Linked DNA regions of Homo sapiens: region 2 is linked to region 1. The links are chromatin loops, found by intact Hi-C in ENCODE. Cell type or tissue: GM12878. All regions are shown on one strand. Each heading gives the region's core, and the rest is flanking DNA. Links, peaks and the distances in the headings are about the cores only.

The links. Hi-C counts contacts between places; a loop is a spot of excess contacts. Peaks named below come from ENCODE experiments on the same cell type or tissue, not always from the same donor. Only the 100,000 strongest peaks of a DNase experiment are listed, where the experiment ranks them.
Region 2: it touches region 1 in a loop (7-fold over the local background); 1 of 110 quality-filtered maps calls a loop at or near these places.

What each region holds. Positions count from the first base shown.
Region 1 is chr7:77,350,095-77,353,015 of GRCh38, forward strand. GSAP (gamma-secretase activating protein) reads right to left here. Exons shown (of 31, transcript NM_017439.4): 18 at 2,850-2,921. Among named protein-coding and RNA genes, the nearest start is that of GSAP, 65 kb to the right of the region's middle. In GM12878, for the core only: no CTCF peak of the experiment used is centred there; a DNase peak (open chromatin) is centred at 1,657; H3K4me3 peaks cover 245 bases; H3K27ac peaks cover 1,599 bases.
Region 2 is chr7:77,462,346-77,465,266 of GRCh38, forward strand. No RefSeq gene overlaps it. Among named protein-coding and RNA genes, the nearest start is that of GSAP, 47 kb to the left of the region's middle. RefSeq lists a silencer at 1,464-1,543. In GM12878, for the core only: no CTCF peak of the experiment used is centred there; DNase peaks (open chromatin) are centred at 1,466 and 2,356; H3K4me3 peaks cover 487 bases; H3K27ac peaks cover 425 bases.

The DNA.
Region 1 (2,921 bases), core at 94-2,593:
AAAAAATGATGAGTTCATGTCCTTTGTAGGGACATGGATGAAATTGGAAATCATCATTCTCAGTAAACTATCGCAAGGACAAAAAACCAAACACTGCATGTTCTCACTCATAGATGGGAACTGAACAATGAGAACACACGGACACAGGAAGGGGAACATCACACTCTGGGGACTGTTGTGGGGTGGGGGGAGGGGGGAGGGATAGCATTAGGAGATATACCTAATGCTAAATGACGAGTTAATGGGTGCAGCACACCAGCATGGCACATGTATACATATGTAACTAACCTGCACATTGTGCACATGTACCCTAAAACTTAAAGTATAATAATTAAAAAAAAAAAAAAAGTTTCTGCAGCAGCCAGGTGCAGTGGCTCGCGCCTGTAATCCCAGAACTTTGGGAGGCCAAGGCTGGCAGATCACTTTAGATCAAGAGTTTGAGACCGACCTGGCCAACATGGTGAAACCCCGCTCTACTAAAAAAAAAAAAAAAAAAAAATTAGCCAGCCATGGTGGCAGGCGCCTGTATTTCCAGCTACTCAGGAGGCTGAGGCAGGACAATCACTTGAACCTGGGAGATGGAGGTTGCAGTGAGCTGAGACTGCACCATTGCACTCCAGACTGGACGACAGAGCAAGACTCCGTCTCCAAAGAAAAAAAAGAGTTTCTGCAGTGCTATCATCATGGCAAATCTGAAAGGTGAACAATTCATTTCAAGAAGGGCAAATGATAGCATTCTGCTAACTAGTGAGTGTTAAAACAGAAATTTAATAAAAGGATAAACTTTCAAGATTGCCTTTTATTCACTATTATTTTGAAAAGTGTATCTGTATGTTAATTATGTAATTAGCCTCTCATCTGGTCAAATCAGCTTTCATTTCCTTAAAAAAAAGTAGATAAGTATATAAGAAAATATTTTAGGAGATGTAATGTAGAAATAAAAATTGATATTTGTCTATAATTTAAATGACCGAGATTTTACTGATATAGAATATTCCTGTAAAAAAGGGTATCATGGGGACAGAGAAATAAGTTTTCAGAACATGCAAACAACTAAGTTCTTCAATGTGACAGTTGAAAGCCGTGATAAGAATCTATTGTGTGCTTCATTTATCACTACAGAGGATACCTCAAAAAAAATTAAAATTTCATTACAGTTTTGGTTATAAATAGCATTTTAAAAGAGGTATAGTTGTTTGCAAAACATAATTCAGGATTATCTATGTGTAAGGGCATCACATTTTCTATTATCTTAAAAAATCCAAGTCAGTTGTCTCCTACAAAAATGTGAAATCCATGTTTTCGCCTGTGGAAACTTTTTATTAAGGTTGTAGCATTAAGAACATTTGCAGATAAGAGAAAAATAAATGATTTGCATCACAGCTAATGATAAGCATAGACTGATAGATTTTCAAGATTAGAAGAGACCTTTAAGGTAACCTAGTCCAACCACAAGAAGTTTAAAGCAACATGGCAAACCCCAAGATTAGTTCAGTACAGGGAGGTTATAACCACAGGTTTCTTTATATCGCTCTTCTTGGACTTCCTGATGTCACCCTGTGCGTGTCCACAATAGCTGCTCCACCCTGCACAATCTTGAGAAGTGCAAAAGGGAAGCGTTACCCTCAGGGTGATATTCTCACACCACATCCAATTAACATGTGGCTCAGTCTTTTAACACAACCCTGGGAACCAGTGGTCCCAGCTGCCTCCTGGACACTTTGAACACAGGACATAACAGCAGGGGGTTGGTAAGGGAGGGAGCGGAGATGTGCATTTCCTGACTCTGGGGTGGTGTAACCTGCAGACTTCCTGCCATGTGACCACAGGGTCTGCATGTCTATTCACATGTGTTCCAAAAGAAAAACGTGGGTGCCTAGAGAGGGAACAAGTTCAGGCCTTTCTTTCCCTTAAATTCTAAGGTGGGGCATAAAAGTCTAATAACCACGACAGTAAAAGACAAAGAAAAGGCCTTTAGGAAAGCACTGCCACTGTGCATACCAAAAATTTAGAAATTAATCAAACACACTTGATACATCTTTTTTAAGGACTATATTTAGACAGGGTCTAAACATAAAGTGTCACCATTTACTCTAGTACATATTTTCCTATGACTGTGTTATTTAAATTCAATTTATTTTTCTAAGTACCTTTTTGATATAAACTTCTGCCTCAAAAGCAAGCATGTAGTTCTAATATCTAAATAAGAAACATGAGGCAGAACTTTTTCAGGCACAGCCTATGTACGGTTTTCACTTGCTGGGCCAGCAAAGCTCTGTCTACTGTACCATATTCAAGAGAAAATGAGCAGTGTTTTAGCTCAGCACATCCTAATTTAAAAGGAGGGAGTCAGAACCGACAGGGAGAAAAAGTCATTTGGGGTGAATGTGCCTAAGATTGCTGACTTTTACTGATCCTGAAGCTCTAGAGTTATTACAGACTTTTTAATGGGGCTGGAAAAAGGGGTCGTGAAGGTCCTTATCTACCAAGTATGATAGCAGCAATCCACCCATTCCTCACTTATAAAAACTCAGTACATATTTTAATCCACTCTAGTCACTTAGAAAATAAAAATACCATGATAGAGGTTTAGTTCTGCCTGGTAATAGGAAGAATAATAAATACCCTGTGTACCTGCTCCTTTGGTTTTACTGTTTTTATACAAATACTTTTGGCCAATAGCAGGGATTTGCTATTACTTTTCTGCCAAAAAAAATTCAACTGAGTTCTTTATCAGTCAAAACAGTAGTGAAATCACGACCTTGATGGCTATAAGAGAGGTGTCCAACAACTGACCCACAACTGTGAATTGATTTTATTTGCATACAGCATACACAGTGTTAACTTACTGTATTCCAAGTGAGCACTGAGGAATGTGGCAATAGTTTGTCCATGTTACTTGTCTCTGAATATACACTCCA
Region 2 (2,921 bases), core at 159-2,658, 110 kb after region 1:
GTTAAAGTGAGGGGGAAGTATAATAAAAGTAGCTGTGAAGCCAGGGCCGGTAGCAAGTCATTCTGAAGAGAATGGGCTGAGGCGGCTGGAGAAGAGGCTGACACAAAACAATCAGCCTGTCGAAAGAGCTCAGGGGCTGGATGCAGTGTCTCACCCTGGTAATCCCAGAACTTTGGAAGGCTCAGGCAGGAGGATTGCTTGAGCCCAGGAGTTCTAGTTGCCAGCCTGGGCAACACAGGGAAACCCTGTGTCTACAAAAAAATTTGTAAAAAATTAACTGGTCATGGTGATGTGTGCCTGTAGTCCCAGCTACTCAGGAGGCTGAGATGGGAGGATTGCTTCAGACCAGCAGGTTGAGCCCCCAGTGAGCAGTAATCATGCCATGGCACTCCAGCCTGGGTGACAGAGACCCTGTCTAAAAAAAGAAAAGAAAACGCCAGGTGCAGTGGCTCACGCCTGTAATCCTACCACTTTGGGAGGCTGAGGTGGGCAGATCACCTGAGTTTGGGAGTTCAAGACCAGCCTGACCAACATGGAGAAACCCCGTCTCAACTAAAAATACAAAATTAGCCGGGCGTGGAGGCGCATGCCTGTAATCCCAGCTACTCAGGAGGCTGAGGCAGGAGAATCGCTTGAACCCAGGAGGTGGAGGTTGTGGTGAGCCGGGATTGCACCATTGCACTCCAGCCTGGGCAACAAGAGCAAAAACTCTGTCTCCAAAAAAAAAGAAAAGAAAGAAAAAGAGCTTAGGGACTTAACAACGTTAGAAGATTTCACCTGTGCCAAAATTATTTAGAGAATTTTAAATGTGACAATTGTCCTGGTATGAATACATTTACAGCAAAAAATAATCATAAAGATATAGTTTATCTCATATATTTGTTAAAATAGAGATTTGATTTTACTCTAAACAATCCTTGTAAATAATTTCTTTTCTGCTATACCATTGTGCTGTGTAGTGTGTCTCTGTATATCATCCCAGAAAGCTTAAATTGGCTTGATTTAATAGTAAAGAATTTTTTAATTAAAAAAATTTGAACTAACAATTGTCATAATTAATCTCATTTTAAAGTTAGTCCATGTTGAACTTTTCTGGACTATTTATGCATTGATTATTTTAGCATACATTTACAGAATGCCTACTGCGTGCCAGGCATTATAATAAGTGCTGAGGGAAAAAGATAAAGAAGACGCAGATCTTTCCTCTAGAAGGTCTCAGTCTAGAGAAAGACAGACAATTGCATTACAGAGCAGTGAAGAAGTTAAGATTTAGAGTAAGACGAAGTATGCAATGGTGTATGCATCAGAATACGCAACAGGCATAATGGGCTAACACCAAACCGGAGGAGTGGGTACAAATCAAGAAAGGAGATGGTCGCTGAGTAAAGGATGAATAAGAGTTTCCCACATGAAGTGAGGAAAGTCAGTCCAAGAAAGAGGGGCAGTATCTGCAGAGTTATGAAAGTGTGATGACAAAGCGAGGTGAGTATGGGGAAGTAAAATTGGTTCAGCATGACCAAGAACTTATATTGGGCTGGCACAATGACTCACGCCTGTAATCCCAGCACTTTGGGAGGCCAAGGCAGGCGGATCACCTAAGGTCAGAAGTTTGAGACCAGCCTGGGCAACATAGTGAAACCTTGTCTCTACTAAAAAATACAAAAATTAGCCAGGCATGGTGGTGAATGCCTGTAGTCTCAGCTACTTGGGAGGCTAAGGCACAAGACTCGCTTGAACCCAGGAGGTTGCAGTGAGCCGAGATCACGCCATTGCCCTCCAGCCTGGGCAACAGAGTAAGACTCCGTCTCAAAAAAAAAAAAAGTTATATTGAAGCGAGGAAGCATGCTGGCAGATAAGGCTAAACAGAAGGGCAGATGTCAGATGATGAAGAACCCTTTATGTCATGCTAAAGATTTGAATTTTGTTCTGAAGGCAGTGGGAATTCACTAAAGGTGTTTTAACAGAAGAAGGTCATGATCAGATTTGTGTTTTAGAAGGTCAATTTGTTGGCAGAATAGAGAATCAATATTGGAAACAGGGAAACCAGTTAGCAAGCTGGTGCAGAAACTCAGGTAAGAAATCACAATGGCCAGGTCTTTCTGGTCATGGTCATTATAAATGCTTGTGAAAATGTTTAATCTCCTTCACTGCAGTAAAATTCAGATTCAAACAAATAATACTCATTTTTATTTTTGAGTCCTAACATTTTAAGTTGAACTCTTCCCACCCTCTTGAAAGCAAAATATTCTGATAGTCTCGTCTCAATATTTAGCATATCTTTTTCTGAATCATAAAACCACCATTTGTTAAGAAGGTAACAAAAAAATGGGGATGTGGTTCTTTAAAATTACAGCAATTTCACATATCTGCACCATAATCTACTACACCTGTTCATACACCCACCTCCTGCCATTATTAATAGTCTTTTGCTTTTACAATTTTCCATTCAAACCTCATTTTTAAAAACTAGGGTGACCACCAAATTGGGCGAGTCACTTTTACAGTCAATTCTTCTGGTTAGTAGAATTTCAGTTCTCAGTTTTGTTTTTAAATAGTAAGAGTTATCCTAAGTGTCCAAAAATGTAGTTGAGTAGTATCATCATCTTTCTTAAGCGTATCAGAAGAAGGCAAGGAATTTTAACGCAATATTAATTCAAATTTAGGACTTGAGTTATGTACTATGATAGGTGTGATTGGAAGTAAAATGTACTCACAAATGTCAATTTGCCTAAGTTTGAATCAAATGGGAAAGGCATAACTCAATAGACGTTATGGAGATAAGTTGTAAACAATACTACATTAGTGGGAAACTTCTGCAAGTCTATTAAGTTCATTAAATGAGACATATTTAGGCATGCTTTTAACTTGAACCTTTTGTTTTCTCCATATGCCTTGACTTTAATGCTAAATTACTGTTGTCA